Linked DNA regions of Homo sapiens: region 1 is linked to region 2. Evidence: chromatin loops called from intact Hi-C (ENCODE). Cell type or tissue: prostate gland. All regions are shown on one strand. Links, peaks and the distances in the headings refer to the core of each region. The heading gives the core; the rest is flanking DNA. Region 1 overlaps SEMA3C (semaphorin 3C). Region 2 overlaps SEMA3C (semaphorin 3C).

The links. Peaks named below come from ENCODE experiments on the same cell type or tissue, not always from the same donor. Only the 100,000 strongest peaks of a DNase experiment are listed, where the experiment ranks them.
Region 1: a loop joins it to region 2, with 4 times the contacts of the local background. A loop is called at or near these places in 2 of 110 quality-filtered maps.

What each region holds. Positions count from the first base shown.
Region 1 is chr7:80,777,709-80,786,438 of GRCh38, forward strand. The region is part of intron 12 of SEMA3C (semaphorin 3C); the gene reads right to left. Among named protein-coding and RNA genes, the nearest start is that of SEMA3C, 140 kb to the right of the region's middle. In prostate gland, for the core only: no CTCF peak of the experiment used is centred there; a DNase peak (open chromatin) is centred at 3,943; H3K27ac peaks cover 1,913 bases.
Region 2 is chr7:80,854,914-80,863,643 of GRCh38, forward strand. The region is part of intron 2 of SEMA3C (semaphorin 3C); the gene reads right to left. Among named protein-coding and RNA genes, the nearest start is that of SEMA3C, 60 kb to the right of the region's middle. In prostate gland, for the core only: no CTCF peak of the experiment used is centred there; a DNase peak (open chromatin) is centred at 4,868; H3K27ac peaks cover 784 bases.

The DNA.
Region 1 (8,730 bases), core at 121-8,120, 77 kb before region 2:
AGGTGCACACACATGCTTGCATCCATCATGGCTGTAGAAAGTTTCAGAGTTAAACCTTTAGGCAGGTTAATTGAAAAATAGATTTCTGGGACAAAGCTGAAAGAGACATCTTAAGGCCAGTGGTTTTACTAAACTAGAAATTGTATAATGAGTGACTAAGTTATGTTTTGATTTAATTGAAGCATACCAAAAAATCAGAAAACAACAAAATGTTCCCTTTTAAGATGTGACTTCATACTTTATTTATTCAACTAAGGTGTCTGTCCTCATAAAAATATCTGCTATATCTAATGTGTCAAAAAGTGTTTAATAAGTTTGTATATTCTGGTTCTAGAAGCAAATTTTCTCTGTGAGGGTTAAAAAAACCCCCATAATATGGTATTGGCTCAAGTGATAATCCATCAAAAAATGAATTATTACCATTATTTCCTGTGATATAGCTAAAGAATATTCACATAGGGCCTCAGCAATCACTAAAATTAATGTTTTAGGACTTTGTGAATTACTAAAAATTACATATCACATTTTAGTATTCCTGTTTCTTTACATTAAGAATTGTTTCTATTTATATTTTAATTTCAGATAAACTGACACACCTTCAATAATGCAGGTTTATTATGTAAGTTTTTACTGATCCTACAAAGGATACAACAACTACATGTCCAAAGATGTAAATTCGGGGCTAATCTTCTCTATTTAATCCTTTACTGTTTGGGGAGAAGAATTACTCATCTGGGATTCATGAATTGTATGGTCACTCAACCTGTTTTCTTGCACCATTTTTTATCATAAGATAGGTTCTTCTGTGTTAGTTTTCAAAGTTTAAACCACATACATAAACTGGCCTTGAATATCTATCTACATTTCTAGGTGCCTGGGTAAGGAAAACATCTTTCCTCTCAGAATGTGGTCATCAAACAACCCATTTACTTGCATTGTTAACCTCTTCCTACTTCTTTCTGTTCATGTCTCAGGTCTTTCCATCTGGAATGGTTATTCTCCTGGCAAATGTTACTAGCATGTAAGAAGATAGGATGAGGAAAATAACCTACTACCAGGGCACTCAGCTATAACAGTGCCACATCTGATGATCTTGACCACCGCATCTTCCTTCCTTTTAGTGTTTGTTCTCAAGGCCACCACAATATCACATTCTTTTATTCTCCTGTTACTTGTATGATCACTCTCCATTTTCTTGGTAAATATTCTTTATTTTCCCACCCCTTAAATGAGCTCCAAGAGTTAAATTCCTTATCTGCATGGTCTCCTAGAGTGACTTCAAGCATTTTCATGGATTCAGCTATCACCCACATTGCTAATGACTCCCAGATCTCCAGCTCCAGCACAGTGCTCTCTATAACACCCTCTTTGACTTATCTGTCTGAATAGTCCACCAAATCTTCAACTTGATGTGAGATGGAACTGAGCTTGAATTTAATTATTGTTCCTACTAGCTTTGCCATCCTAAGCAAGCATTTAATGTCTCAAAGCCTCAGTTTACACAACTGTAAAATGGGGATAATGATTTTCATTGGGTTGCTGTGTGGTTTTAATGAAATAATGTATTTTAAGTGATCAATTTAGACTCTCATGCATAGTAGGTCAAAAGAGGAGATAAGTGTGCCATTTATTTTAAAAAAAAGGAATTCATTACTCTCCAAATCTGATTGCTGATTCTCTCTTACCTTGATCAGTCAATGCTATTTCTTTCCCCCATTTGCCAAGTCATATATCTACCAATCAAGCCACAAATCAATTTTTATCATCAGGTCCTTTCTTTCTCCCAAATACCTTTTAGATCGGATAATGTCATTTCTAACCCCTGTCTTAATTTATAGGCTCTCATCATTTCTTACCTATAACAGAAAAAAAGTCTCATTTTCTTTTCTCTGTCTTTAATGTATCCTCTACATCATCGTGAAAATGATCTACCTAAAAATGTGTATGGGTCATGGCTGACACACTCTTAGGTGACCCTTAATGAGTCATGCTCTTGTATAACTCCTCCTCTTGAGTGCAGGTGGAACATGTGGCTTGCTTTTAAGCAACAGAAAAATATAAAAGTGATGGTATGTCAATACCAAGATTATGATTATATGAGACCCCATCTCAGCAGATTGAAGTGAGAGACTCTACTAGCCTTGAAGAAGCAAACAACCACATTTTAAAGAGCCAATGAGGAGATCTATGTGCAAAAACCTGTGGGTGGCCTCAAGGAGTTAAGGACCTTACTTCTGCAAAAGCAAGGAACTGAATTTTGCCAAAAACCAGGTGGGTTTGGATGAGGACCTTGAACTTTAAAAAACAATGCAGCCTGGCTAAATTTTGATTACAACCTTGTGATACCCTGATCAGAGAGGCTAGCTAAGCAATCATCCTTAGGAGCTCTAAGATAATAAATGTATGTAGTCTTAAGCCACAAATTTTGTGGTAACTTGTTATACAGCAATAGAAAACTATCTCAAATATGTATCAGGCAGCCACTCCCATGTGAAATAAATATTCATTGAATTGGATTAAATTGTCTCCTCCATTGGGTCAAGAGATTCTTAAAGGAAAGTGATGTTGCCATTTTTCTTTATATATCATAAGTCCTGGAGTGCAATAAGCTCAATAAATTCTAATGACTGAATAAATGACATCTTTGTGATATATTACTATGTTATTCTATACTGGTTGAGAAAGAGCTCTAGAACATAACATGTTATCTTTTTGCATAAATCACTAAGGACATTTCCAGAGTTTTAAACATCAGGATTGATTAATCTTTGTTTTAAAAAATTATTAAAAGAAGCATAGATTAAGCCATAACTCAAAAGCTAGTTGTATTAAGTTTCTATTGCTGTCATGAACAAATTATTACCAATTTAGTGTCTTAAAAACACACATTAAAGGCCAGGTGCAGTGACTCATGCCTGTAATCCCAGCACTTTGGGAGGCTGAGGTGGGCAGATGGCTTGAGCCCAGGAGTTCAAGATCAGCCTGGGCAACGTGCAGAAACCCCATCTCTACTAAAAATAGAAAAATTAGCCAGGCGCGGTGGTGTGCACCTGTAGTACCAGATACTCCGGAGGCTGAGATGGGAGGATCACCTGAGCCCAGGGTGCAGAGATTGCAGTGAGCTGAGATCACACCACTGCACTCTGGCCTGAGCCACAAAGCAAGACCCTGTCTCATAAAACAACACAAATTTATTACCTTAGAGTTCTGTAAACTAGAACTCCATCACAGGTCTCACTGCACTAAAAAAAGATTTTGAGAGGGTTCCTTTCTGCATGCTTTAGGGAGAATGAACATACATCCTTGCATTTTCCAGCTTCTAGAGACCACCCGCTTTCCTTGGCATATGGTCTCATTCCTCCATCTCCAAAGCCAGCTAAGTCACATTTCTCTGACACTTCTTCCACTATCACATCTCTAACAATGGCCAGGAAAGCTCTGCTTTTTAAGAACTCATGTGATTAGACTGGGCACACCCAAGCAATTCAGGAAAATCTCCCCATCTCAAAAGTCTGTAACATTAAACATATCTGCAAGTTCCTTTTCACAAGTAAGATAACAAGTCCCCAGTTCCAGAGATTAGGACATAGAGATCTTTTGGGACAGAGGCATTATTCTGCCCACCCCATTAGTGGAAGAGAAGAATAAGAATGCAACTCATTGCAACACATACGACTCTAATACCACAGACTTCCTCAGAAACTCTGTTTTCAGATCTTTTCATTCCAACTTAAACTATATTTCGCATTCTATAATGAAACATTTCCTTCTATTTTCTAGAATTTGAACTTTCCCAAGTTCAATAAAAAATTTTAAAAGCCAGCTTTCTGCAAAAACCGCCACCACAACTGGCAGCTATAGCCTTCCTATGGATATTCACATAGGGAAGGCCTGGCCTGGCTCAGCAGCAGGCTGTGAATTCTTCTCCTTGGGACAAAGCCTGCCAAGTCTGCCTCAGGGAAACTTGGCAGCACATCAAGAACAAAAACTTAGTGTGGCTGTTTATTCTTGACACACAGACAATAGACTGCATCATTTAATGTCTTCAGGCTAGAAAATTTTCCTTACATTCCTATCACCAGAGGGTTAAATAGGGGCAACACTCAGGGATGTGGTCTGACTGTAATTGTTTTCAAGTCATCTAGAGAAACATCAGGGATTCAGTAGTAAATGAGCCAGTGGTGCAAAGTGAATCACTGCCCTCTGTCCTCCTGCTGAGAGCCACTAGGTCCTTGCATGATATTCCAAACTCTCCAAATATATGCAGAATCCATTTTAATTAAGAAAAAAAAATGCCAAAGAGTTTGATGGGTGTTTTGGTGAGCATGCAAGACATTTTGAATATAGATATGAGTCCCAATTTAAAACAAATTTTAAATGGGCAAAAATTTAGTGATACATCAAAAATGAAGGTAAAGTTCTACTCCCTTTCCACATCTTCCCCTCTCACCCCCAATTTTTATCTCCTTTCTTCCTAGGCATAATGTAACTGACATAAACATATCAAATTCACAGGTTAAATTCGAGCACATAAGTTAATTCACACACAAAAATTCAGTCGGTTCCAAGGTGCAGTTCGTCCAAGTCTTCTCTGTCACCTTGTTCAAGATTAATCTTGTTCACATGTAAGACTTGGTAGTAACATATGGATGGGTTAAAATGAGTGCTATCACTCAAACAAAGCAATGCCAATGCTAACGCTGACTGTCAACACATCAGGGATATTATCATGATATATGTGGATGAAACATTTAATTCATAGTAAAATGAGAAAATATAAATGAAATGAACTTCATTTAAGGAAAAAATGTAAAGTAGTTATGGTAAATGAGGTAAAAATGTGAAGAGAATAAATGCTCAATATATGAAATCAGACAGCATGGGTTTATATTCTGGTTGTATTATATATTAACTGCTATCTCTATGATATTAACTTATCTGTGATTCTGCCCAAAAACAATGACAAATAATAAATGCAACTCATTCATTCAAATAATACCTCTTGAGTGCACACTCTGAGTGATGCACTAGTCTAGGTACTAAGGATACAGCAATAAATCAATCAAACCCATATCCCTGCCCTCCATGGCACCTACATTGTTACAATTCTTCATATGATATTTATAAGGGTTGGATGAAATAATTTATTTAGCATTACTGGAAAAAGATAAGCACTGCAGATAAATTTAATTAGCATCATTATAATAGTAATAAAATATTTTAGAAATCTGTAAATATATATTTATTTGCCTAAGCCAGAATACTAAATAGTAAATGGGTAATTTGAGCAGACTAGAACCAATTATCATATATATTAACATATATATGACACATTATATGTCTATATCTTTATACAATCATTACATGAGATTTTACGTTGTCCTTAAAATAACAGGTCTCTGAAGAGTAGCTTAAAGAAAAATAATGCTGCTTTTTGAAACAAATTTTTTCAGCAATGAGCTGTATTTTTATTTTTAATAAGTTCTCTTTTTAGAGTAAAATGTAAATGACAACATTTGCCTCTAGATTAGCATTCACTCAGGGCTATGTTCTTTTCTTTCCCTGTCTCTTCACATACCTCTCTTTGCTACTCTTCTACATGATCAAGTAGTCATGACACCGTGACTTATCATCTATCTCCCATCAATTCAGCCATCGTTCCACTCTGTTCCATTAGTATTTCCTGCTGTGAAAATCCCTGTAGAATCTATGGTAAACTCTCAGAAGTTTCCACATTCTGCTTTGGAAAGCAGTGACCCACGATGTTATTAAAAATCAGTAACTTACAAAGGGTTTTTTCCTTACGCCAAAGCAAAGGAGACGTCTAGACATCCTCAGAGTGACATTCACACACAACTTCTAGCTGACAGTCATCGTTTCTGAACTCACATGCACTGCTCCAGCTATCAAATTTTACATGGGGTATTTTAAGGAGTTCTTTAAAAATCAAAATTCCTGGCTCTGCAGTTCATTAAGTGTGCCATTCCAAGAGATGCAACTGCCAGAACTGGTTAGTTACTATGAAGGCAGTTATCCTCTAATGCTACAAGGCAAGCATTTTAAAGCTTTATTCACATATGTGACACACACTTCAAAACTCCACACTTTCAGAGGACTTCCTGGAACCAATGTTCCAACTTAGTACTCCTCCAGTTAAACGGAAGCTAATAAGAAGCATGAAACAGTATACACTATATAAGAATGTTAGCAGAACACATGTATTGACCCTACACTAAAAAATCATAATAGCATTAAATCATCTTAAACCTCTAACACCCATTCATAAGAATACTCTCACTCTTTCATCAAAAACCACGTCATTCTGATTCATGTATAATGCTAAAAATATAAATTTTACAGAATGTCTCTGAACCTGACCTAGACACTTAAATATTTTCATAACTCCAGAAGCAAAAGGAAAACTGGCAAAAATCTCTTGACTGTGTTACACAGTCTGCTTTGAACAAACAGCCTGGATGTAAGCAGTAGGTGGCAAAGTTAAAATAGAAATGTTAATCCTATGAGAACCCTTGCCTGCTGTTTTATAGCCCTTCCTCAAGATTAAAAAAAAAAAAGAGAGATAAAGAACATAAAAACACCTAGAGCCCTAATGCTACAGAATAAAACCAAGTGCTGATTTTAAAATACATTTTTTCAACCTGTGATTTTTTTTTTATAGACAGTAGTATCAGGAATGGGTGGGAAAATAAATAAATGTAGTTTCCAGCTTAAATTTTAACAAAGTAGCAGCATTTTTTTTTACTCAAGATAAAAGAAGAAATATTAATTTTGGGCAACATAATGAATTACTGTATTATATCTACATATTAGAAAATAGCTTCTTGAAGAAGTATTAATTTTTTAAAAAATTTACAATTATCAACCAAAACAGTGACAAGCAAACTTTTTCTGTAAAAGGCCAAAATATATATATTTCTGGCTTGGCTGGCTAAAAGGTCTCTGTGGCAACTAATCAACTCTGCTTCTGTAGTACAAAGGCAGCCACAGATGAAATGTAAATGAATGGGTGTGGCTATATTTTAATAAAACTTTCTCTATGGACACTGAAATCTAAAAATCATATAATCTTCACTGCTCATGAGATATTCTGCTTTTTACTTTTTCAACCACTTAAAAATACAAAACAACATTATTAGTGTATGTACCATACAGAACATATGGTGGGCTAGATTTGGGCCATAGGTTATATTATTAGTTTGCCAACCCATAGACTAGATACCAGTAATGAAAACCATAAGAAATAAAAGGTCAGAGGACAACGCTCACTTTTCCTTCCTTACTTCCTCTTTCCCTTCCTCCCTCCATTTTTTCCTTTTCTTTTTAAATTAATTAATAATTAATTTTGCTTGATATCTGGTAACACAAAAAATAATCTGATGCAGTTTGATGGGAGTAGAAGGTCAGTATCTCAAATTCAGCCAGAGTTGTACACGATAATGGTATTGGGCTAACTGTAACAGTTACCAGGCACGGAGCCCACACAACTACCATGGAGATTCTGTAAGCTACAAAATCATTCATAATATTCAAAGTGAATATCATTACATGAAATCCTATTTGCATTCCAATGAACTGTCACATAAGTTTCCCCTATGGCATCTTCTTTGACAAATAATATCTTCATTGAGTTCCCCTGAATTTTCCATGATGATACAGAAGAAAAGCCAAAAGAGAAACTTGCTTCACTGTGCCAATAACTGGAGCATCATCATTCATTTATAACAGCTGAAGGGCTGTCTGACACTAGGGGACCTGGAAACACCCAAGAAATGTTTTCTCCTTCCCAAGACAGTTAGATATATAATGCTAGGAAATCCTGGGACAATGACCTGTGATTCTCCCCTAAAAAAGCTATTTTGTCCCTTTTAGTAACAAACAGGAAGAGAGAACTCTCTTTGGGAGAAATTTCACCAGAGTTTCACTCTTGTTGCCCAGGCTGGAGTGCAATGGCGCAATCTTCACTCACCACAACCTCCACCTCTCGGGTTCAAGCCTCAGCCTCCCGAGTAGCTGGGATTACAGGCATGCGCCACCATGCCGGGATAATTTTGTATTTTTAGTAGAGATGGGGTTTCTCCATGCTGGTCAGGCTGGTCTCAAACTCCCGACCTCAGGTGATCTGCTGGCCTTGGCCTCCCAAAGTGCTGGGATTACAGGCGTGAGCCACTGTGCCTGGCCACAGTAAATATTTTATACCAATATACTGGTTGTTAGAGACTCAGGTAAATTGAAATCATTGTTTAAAAATTATAATGCAGCCGGTTATGACAATAAGGTCCAGTGGCTAAGCGCGCTACCATCTCTTCAGTAAGATGCTGTTGGCAGGGGCAGTGTCACAGCACACACTTTCCTATTAGGATGGGATCCTCAAGAGACTCCTGTGGCTTTGTAAGCAATCATCAGTGCAGCTTCCACTACAATTAAAAACATATGCCTAAATATTGTTTTTGAAAATGACACAAGTGTTTAAATACCAAAATAAAAATTCTATGAAATGGTGCCAGAAACTTATGTGGTAAGAAAAGCCAAAGAATTTGTGCAAAAGTATGCTTCTTACTGTCTTCTATGAATAAATACTGCTGAACAGTTCATAATGGCTTAAAATTCCACCCATGAACTCTACATCTTTTATGGAGAAAATACACATATTTCATGTAGATTTTCATGAAAAAAAAAAAAACCAACCAACTTGGCTGTGGCATCAAAGTC
Region 2 (8,730 bases), core at 143-8,142:
TTAGATAAGATGTAACCAGATTTTTGCCAACAGACATTTTGAAGCTATCTTGGAAGGCCATGCTATTTAAAGCATGCATGCTCTTTGGATTTCCCTTGTCAATTCTTTTATTGATATTAGAATAATATACAATATAATAATCTTATATTCATAAGCAATATTTCTCTAAGCCCTTTCCATGATTACGGATCATCTCATTTAACATTCACAATAGCTATGTAAATGAAAAGACTATAAGTTATTATCCAAAATGGAACATATTTTAAAGTGAAAGGAGAAAGCTAGCAGTAATTACTTCAGGACAATTGGCACAAACAGGGACTGTCCTTGGAAAACTATAATGGATGGTCATTCCACATATGAAAATTATTATTATTGTCATTTTATTATTATTGAGACAGTGTCTCACTCTGCTTCCCATGCTGGAGTGCAGTGACATGATCATAGCTCACTGCAGTCTTGAACTCCCAATTCAGCCTCTGGAGTAGCCAGGACTACAGGTGAGCACTACCATTCCTGGGTAATTTTTAAATTTTTCATAGAGACAGGTCTCGCTATGTTGCCCAGGCTGGTCTAGAACTCTTGAATTCAAGCAATCCTCCTGCCTTGGCCTCCCACAGCACTGGGATTACAAGGTAAACCACTACGTCTGGCCCCATGAAAATTATTTTATCCTAATCTGAGGAAACTAGGGCAGAAATGTTTCAATAATGTGCCCACATTCACGGCAGAATCAGGGCTGGCTCCCTGGCAGTCTGAGTTCAGAATCTCTCTTCTGAATCTCAAGGCTGGATGACTCTAGTGGAGTCAACATGATACAAAACACAAGGCAACTAGTAGTGACAATAAAAGGAGATGACAATTTTAATAATTTGCCTTCTTTGAAATATTCACTCCTAACACTAGTTTGAGCTGGGGAGTTAACTTTTTTGCTTGTGTTTAGATTTCACTTCAACATGCAGCTCTTTAAAAAAATAACGTCCCTCAATCATTCATGTTACGTTTTAACTAGACTCGGCAAGGAGTTAGCAGTCTCAGAATCATGAATTCATGAAAAAGATGAGCTTTTGTGAATGTATTTCTTGCTTCCTAAAAAAGGTCACATCTATTAAATATAAGGAGATAACATCGTTTTTAATAGTATTTCACACATTAGCAAAGGAATTTTTTATTAAACATAGTTATCAAATTTTTTGGAGTATTTTTAAATTTTTATTATTTTTTTGAAGGGCTCACCATAAATATGCAGGTAAAAATTCACTGTTCTTCCAATTCTGTAAAGATATCAGGATAACAATGGATTTGACAGATTATCTGAATTTTTTTAAATGACCCCTTTGAGGATACATTTTAGAACATTTGATGTTTTCTGTTCATTCTCTTCTACATGTAGCAGGCAGGCAAACCACGTCCACTTCTTATATATAATAATACATCCACATCTGAACAAAAAAGCAACATGAATATGAAATAACTGTGAACTAACGAAATGATAACCCGGTAGGAATGAAGATTAGCACAAGCAGAGAAAGGCTGGCACTGCCATGCAGCACAGCATTCAACATCATGGTGACAGCCCAGCCAGAGATTTTCAAAGTGTACACAATTCTGCATTGGTTAAGGAAAAAAAAAAAAAAAAAAAAACTAGGTTGGAATAGGAATTTATGCTGAAAAAAAAAAAAAATCCTTACACCTCAGGCTTGGAGTTTAAAGGATTAATAAACAAATGAGCTTTGCGAATATAAACTCTTTTCTGGAAAAAAAATGTTATAAACATTATTTCATTATCTTACCAACACTTCTGCTCCTAGATAAAACTCATCCACTACAAACATCTCTGCTGCTGATGAGCTAGGCTGAAAAGAAACTGGACCTAATCTTAAATCTGGGCCTAAAGGTCCTGACTTGGGAGAACAAGGGTAGATTCTGCCCCCTGTGCCACCAAGTATGGCTGAAATTCAAGGTGCTATCATCCTAAATGGACATTCCATTTGCCTCCCCCATGATTTGGAATGAAAATTACAGTTCTCAGGATTAACCTTGAAGTGAAAATCAACATTATCCCCATCCTCCCCTTCCTCCCTTCTTCCTCCCTCTTATTTCATTCTAACAACCACATGCGACTGCATAATGGGAGGACCAGTCACTACGGTCCTAACCTCACAAATTTCATCACCAATATCTATTTTTTAAAAGTGTCTCATGACCTCCACCTTTGCCTTTCATTAATTCCCGAATTAAATGTGTTTTATTTGCCTTGTTATATGTGTATATGTGTTCCTTAACAGGGTCAAATTCATGATTTGCACAATTTTCCCAAGAAGAGCACATAAACACTCTCATGCAGGTTTTGGCATCAGTGACACGGGCCCTTTAATGAAGGAAATTTGAATTTTCAGGATGTGCTCATATGCCACATATTCTTAAACCTCCCCAAATTAATACTGTGTAAGAATTTAGCAGTTAAAATAAAGTTTTAAAAAGGCAAGAAATTACAAAAACGAGAAAAAACAAAATCCAATGTATAAATTATATGATTCACTGCTAATTCAGCCAGGACATCTCAGAATTGCTTATCATTAGACAAAATATTTGCTTCAGATATGTTAATTTTTGAAAATTGCTTATCAGGATTTTGTTTTAATTAGTAGCCATAAAGTGCTACAAAGGGGTCTCTCCCCATTCAAAAATACTTTGTAAAAAATTAATAGAATATCTTTATAAGCATTTAAATCGATCAAAACTTATTTTCTAGGTAGCACAGTCAGCTATTTCATTTCTCTAGACCCTTGATAAAAGGAGAGTAATATTGGGGAAAATAGTTTGATCATATTAGTTACAAGTTAGAATTGGTATGAAGAATTTGTAAAAGAGCTAAATATTCTTTGCTAACTAAACAAACCAAGAATTTTTACTAGCTCAAAATTTTGCTAAAAAGACTTACAGTGTCTTAGTTGCATGTCATGCTTATTAATGTTTTGTTATTGTATGTGATGTTTCTAAATATAGGCAAATATATTCTATGTTCATAAAGTGGAAAACTCATTCAAATAGACCTTTTTTTTCCATACCAAAACTTCTATAATATTCAGATATCAGATTATAATATGGGGAATCCTGTTATGTTATGATATGGCTTAAAATTTACCTTAATATTTTTATGTGTCTAAAAGACTCAATCACACTTCTAGCATTGACATATTGAAAATAAATATTAGGTATTTGCTATCCAAGATGGCTTATACTCCTAGTTATTTGTATAAGGAGGAAGGCTTTCAGGTGAGTTTTACAAAAACAGGTACTCTAAACTACTAGATCACAGTTTCTTTGGGTGCGGCTCAAAATGCATACTTTAAAAAATCTCCCGTATGATACTGAGGTTCAAGCAGGTTTGAGAAGCACTGATATACATCATGACAGACCAAATATGTTTGCCTGTATGGCTTCCATTTGGTTTAACTGATGACCAGATACCAGATCCCAGAGGAAAATGTTTAGTTATACAGATGTCCAGATATATTCCAAACTGAAAAAAACTGTGAATAATTTACAATAAGCTAGAGTACTGCTCTTAAGATAGTTTGAGATTAGAGTTTTAGGTTGTAAATTTGTAAAACCACAGACATTTTGAGGAGGAATTCCAGTTCCTATTTTTAAAGATGAGGAAATTATTAAATAAATAATAGGCATTAGTTTTGTGTGTTTACAAATCACACATGCTCAAATGAGAGTGCACAAAATGAAAAGGCTATTTTTAAAATACCTAAGATAAACAGAAACAAAAAGCTTGAGTTATATCAGGTTGAGTCATTCAAAATGCATACATATTAGAGGCCATGCTTTTCACATCCTCCTTTGTGACCTTGGAGTGTTTAATTACAGCAAATGTACTTTGGCCCAGACTAGTTCCCACTTTAAATAGAGCAAGTATGAATTCGAGGTAATTCTCCATATGAATAACTGAACCCAAGATGTGTAGAACAGAATGGTATCTTAAAAAGGATAAAGTTTGGGCCCCTCGGTTAGAGGTGCATCATTTGTCCTCTTTATTATAACACTCAGACTTTACAAGAGTTTTCAACTTTTCAGGCTTTTCTTTTCTTTCCTTGATCTTTTCCTATCGTTTGAAACCTTTGAAACTCCCTCGTGAAACAGGCATTCATCATACCTTAGTTCTTAGACCATAAATCCAAAAAAAAATAAAGTGGTGAAAACTCAAGAAAAAAAAGAACGGTGTGTGTGTGTATGTGTGTTTGTGTGTGTGTAGGTGCAAAGAAGCATATTTATTTTTCCTATAGAGATGAGCCACTGTAATGGTTTATCCTAGTTATATGTTTATGCATACATACATATTTATATAACTTTTTGTTTTCCTTAATGCCTTTAGATGTAGAAATCATTTCCTTCTGTTTAGAACAAGTATATTATCAAGTTTTGTTATGCCTGTCTTACAGCTTGTGGTTGTATTGAAAAAGTACCCGATGAGCTCCCTAGAGAGGATACCTGTTCTGCTCTATCATTTTCAAGTTCATCCTAAAGATTTCTACCAAGTGTCAGGTGATCCAGTAAGCTCACAAATGCTCAGAAGAGCCTCTCTAAGTCAGGACAGCAACTAGTTCTCTTAATCACTTCGAGACAACTGCATAAACTGAATTCCATATGTTGAAAACAAAAAGAAAAGATTTAAGTCAAACGCAAAGTTTAGCTGATTTCTGTATGTGTATTCTATATTAACAATAGTTTGGCGGCACACATTTTCAAACTTAGCACCCTCCTGTTGCCACAGTCTGCTGACAGCCTCCATTTAGCTGTCTTTTGAGTCCACTGCATGGTAAGCTCCTCTCTGAGGCAAGCCACGAGGCCTTATTTGGTGATGACAGCTCAGTGGCTGGCTGGCTGGCTGGCACAGAAAATGTTTCTGAACTGAACTGAAATTTAGCAATCTCTAACACCTTTCACATGTGTTTTGGTTTAGGAGTCCCTTTGTAAGTCTGCTAGACACTATTTTTTTTTTTAAAATAATCGGGTTTCAAAAATGTCTCATCTGTGTGCTATAAACTCATTTAAACTTGGGAAACAATATTCTAATTAATAATAGGCATAAAATATAAAAGACTATAGAACGACCACTTAGCTTTTATTCAAATATCTTAGTTCTTCTAAAATAATCCTTTTAGTAATATGTATGCTTAGCAAATACGTATAGACTAGTGTTTTTATCCTACTTATTCAGCAATAATACTATTTCCAAGAATAAATGAACTATTGGTTAGTTTTTATGATTAAAGTAAACTATACCTATGACTATAAGTAAACTATGACCATGGTTTAATGGTATAAATTTATAATCATAAAAATATTTTTAATAAAAGATTATAAACCTTCTCCTAATGGCCAACTATTTTTGAATTTCTGCCTTAATATTTTGATGATACTTTTATTTCTTCCTCAAGACACATTACCATGTCTATCATGTCTCCTTTCACAGTGCAGCACCATCATATTTCCATTAACATGTGGCTCTGGACATACAATAGATCCAACTGCACCCCTTAAAACACAGCGGCAATGTGGTAGAGAAAACTGACTTAACATAGTAAAAACTATAGCCTGAGCTCTGCTCACCAAGCTGAGTATTACAGAGACATTATCCTGTTTCCATTTGATAGAGTTAAAGTGATCTCAATCAGAGAGCAAGATCTAAGCTTAATGGGTAAAAATTCAGAGTTGAGGTTTGAGATCCCAAACTGCCAAGGTCAAGGGCCCATGGTCATTACTCTTCTAGCAGTGACAGAAACAGAACGGATAAGTGCATTCAATCAAAAGGCATGAACAGCGAAGACGAGGCCACCCACACAAACATCTGTTTGCTCATGAGGTCCTTTTCATAGGATACCATAAAGACAGGTGTGGGGTTTGAAAAATTCTGTTTGGGGAGACCTACTGCTTGGTGAGTGCTTTTCTTCTGTAGTTACCTTCGAAGCATACTTTCAACAATTCTTCTTTAACTCATGTTTGTTTATTGAGTGCCAGTAATGTTGACATAGTTTATGTGTGACTTTAAATCAAAGGCATATTGAAAGAAATAATATGGATTTTCACTTAATTAACAAAGGCCTTTATCCAGTTGATCAAACATGAGAAAATGAGAACATACCAATATGAACATTCCTTTGCCATCCTGTTCCCTCACAACAGCACTACAGGGCAGACTTTCAGTATAAAACGCATGAAAAAAATGTTTTCTCCCCTGTTCAGAAAAACTTCGATTATTAAGAATTATTCCTAAAGCATCAGTTTATCTATTATTGAAAAGAAATACATATTTTTTATACATATAGAGTATTTTCACAGGGCAACAGCTTCTAGATCAACTAGTTCTGAAAACTTACTATATATATTACAAAATGATTCAGTTATTTATAATATATAATATGTTTCAGTTAAATTTGCCACTTAATAGCATGATATTACATATTTGCTTGCCATGGTTTTCAATATTCTAGACCTTCCTTTAAATAGTCCATAAAATGTCCAAATTTTAGAAGTTACTTCATTGTATATCTAAATCACATTTAATAAGAGGTTATTTGTGGCAATATGTCAAGTCAAACATATAACAAGGTAGATTTAAAACAAAACTGAGCACTGTTCACACAAATTAAATAGCTATGAATTTAAACATTTAAAGCCTTTAGAAGACTGATCTCAAAGGTTATAGAATGCAACTATGATTTAAATTGCAACATTTGTTATTTCAAAGAATATTTTTGCGTAAGTATTCTTCACCAACCATTGTACTAGGCTCTAAGAATACAGTGTTGAATTAAACAATGCATCTCAGATGATTTAACACATGCAAGTCTGGTTTAACATATGCAAGTCAATAAATGTGATACATCACATAAACAGATTTTAAAACCAAAATCACACGATCATCTCAACAGATGCAGAAAAAGCATTTGACAAAATCCAGCATCCCTTTATGATTAAAACTCTCAGCAAAATCGACATACAAGGTACCTACCTCAATATAATAAAAGTCATTTATGACAAACCCACAGCCAACATAACACTGAATGGGGAAAAGCTGAAACCATGCCATCTAAGAAATGGAAAGAGACAAGAATGCACACTCTTACCACTCCTCTTCAACATAGTACTGGAAGTCCTAGCCAGAGCAATCAGACAAGAGAAAGAAATAAAGGGCATCCAAATAGGTAAAGAGGAAGTCATACTGTCACTGTTTGCTGATGATAGGACCATTTACCTTGAAAACCCTAAAGACTCCAGAAAGCTCCTAGAACTGATAAAAGAATTCAGCAAAGTTTCCAGATACAAGACTAAGATACACAAGTCAGTAGTAGCTTGTGTACCAACAGCGACCATGCAGAGAATCAAACCAAGAACTCAACCACTTTTTCAATAGCTGCAAAAAAACAATAAAATACTTAGGAATATACCTAACCAAGGAGTCAAAAGACCTCTACAAGGAAAACTACAAATCACTGCTCAAAGAAATCACAGACAACACCAACAAATGGAAACACATCCCATGCTCATGGATGGGTAGAATCAATATTGTGAAAATGACCATACTACCAAAAGCAATCTACAAATTCAATGCAATCCCCATCAAAATACCACCATCATTCTTCACATAATTAGAAAAAACACAATTCTAAAATTCACATGGAATCAAAAAAGAGCCTGTATAGCCAAAGCAAGACTAAGCAAAAAGAACAAATCTTGAGGAATCACTCTACCTGATTTCAAACTATACTATAAGGCCATAGTCACCAAAACAGCGTGGTACTGGTATAAAATAGGCACACAGACCACTGGAACAGAATAGAGAACCCAGAAATAAACCCAAATACTTACAGTCAACTGATCTTCAACATAGCAAACTAAAACATAAAGTGGGGAAAGGACATCCTTTTCAACAAATGGTGCTGGGATAATTGGCTAGCCACATGGAGGAGAATGAAACTGGATCCTCATCTCTCTTCTTATACAAAAATCTACTCAAGATGGATTAATGACTTAAACCTAAGACCTGAAACTATAAAAATTCTAAAAGAGAACACTGGAAAACCCTTCTAGACTAAGGCAAGAATTTCATGACCCAGAACCCAAAAAGCAAATTCAATAAAAATAAAGATAAATAGTTGGGACTTAATTAAGCTAAAGGGTTTTGCACAGCAAAAGGAACAGCTGAAGCTGGAGAATTGCTTGAACCTGGGAGGCAGAGGTTGCAGTGAGCCAAGATCGTGCCATTGCACTCCAGCCTGGTGACAGAGCGAGACTCCATCTTAAAAAAAAAAAAAAAATAGCTCAACATCACTAATGATCAGGGAAATGCAAATCAAAACCACAATGGAATACCACCTTACTCCTGCAAGAATGGCCATAATCAAAATATTAAAAAAAAAAAAAAACAGTAGATGTTGGTGTGGATGTGGTGAACAGGCAACACTTCTACACTACTGGTAAGAATGCAAACTAGTACAGCCGCTATGGAAAACAGTGTAGAGATTCCTTAAAGAACTGAAAGTAGGACTACCATCTGATCCAGCAATCCCACTACTGGGTATCTACCAGGAGGAAAAGAATTCGTTATAGAAAAAAGGTACTTGCACAGGCATGCTTATAGCAGCACAATTCGCAATTGCAAAATTGGGGAACCAACCCAAATGCTCGTCAATCAACGAGTAGATAAAGAAACTG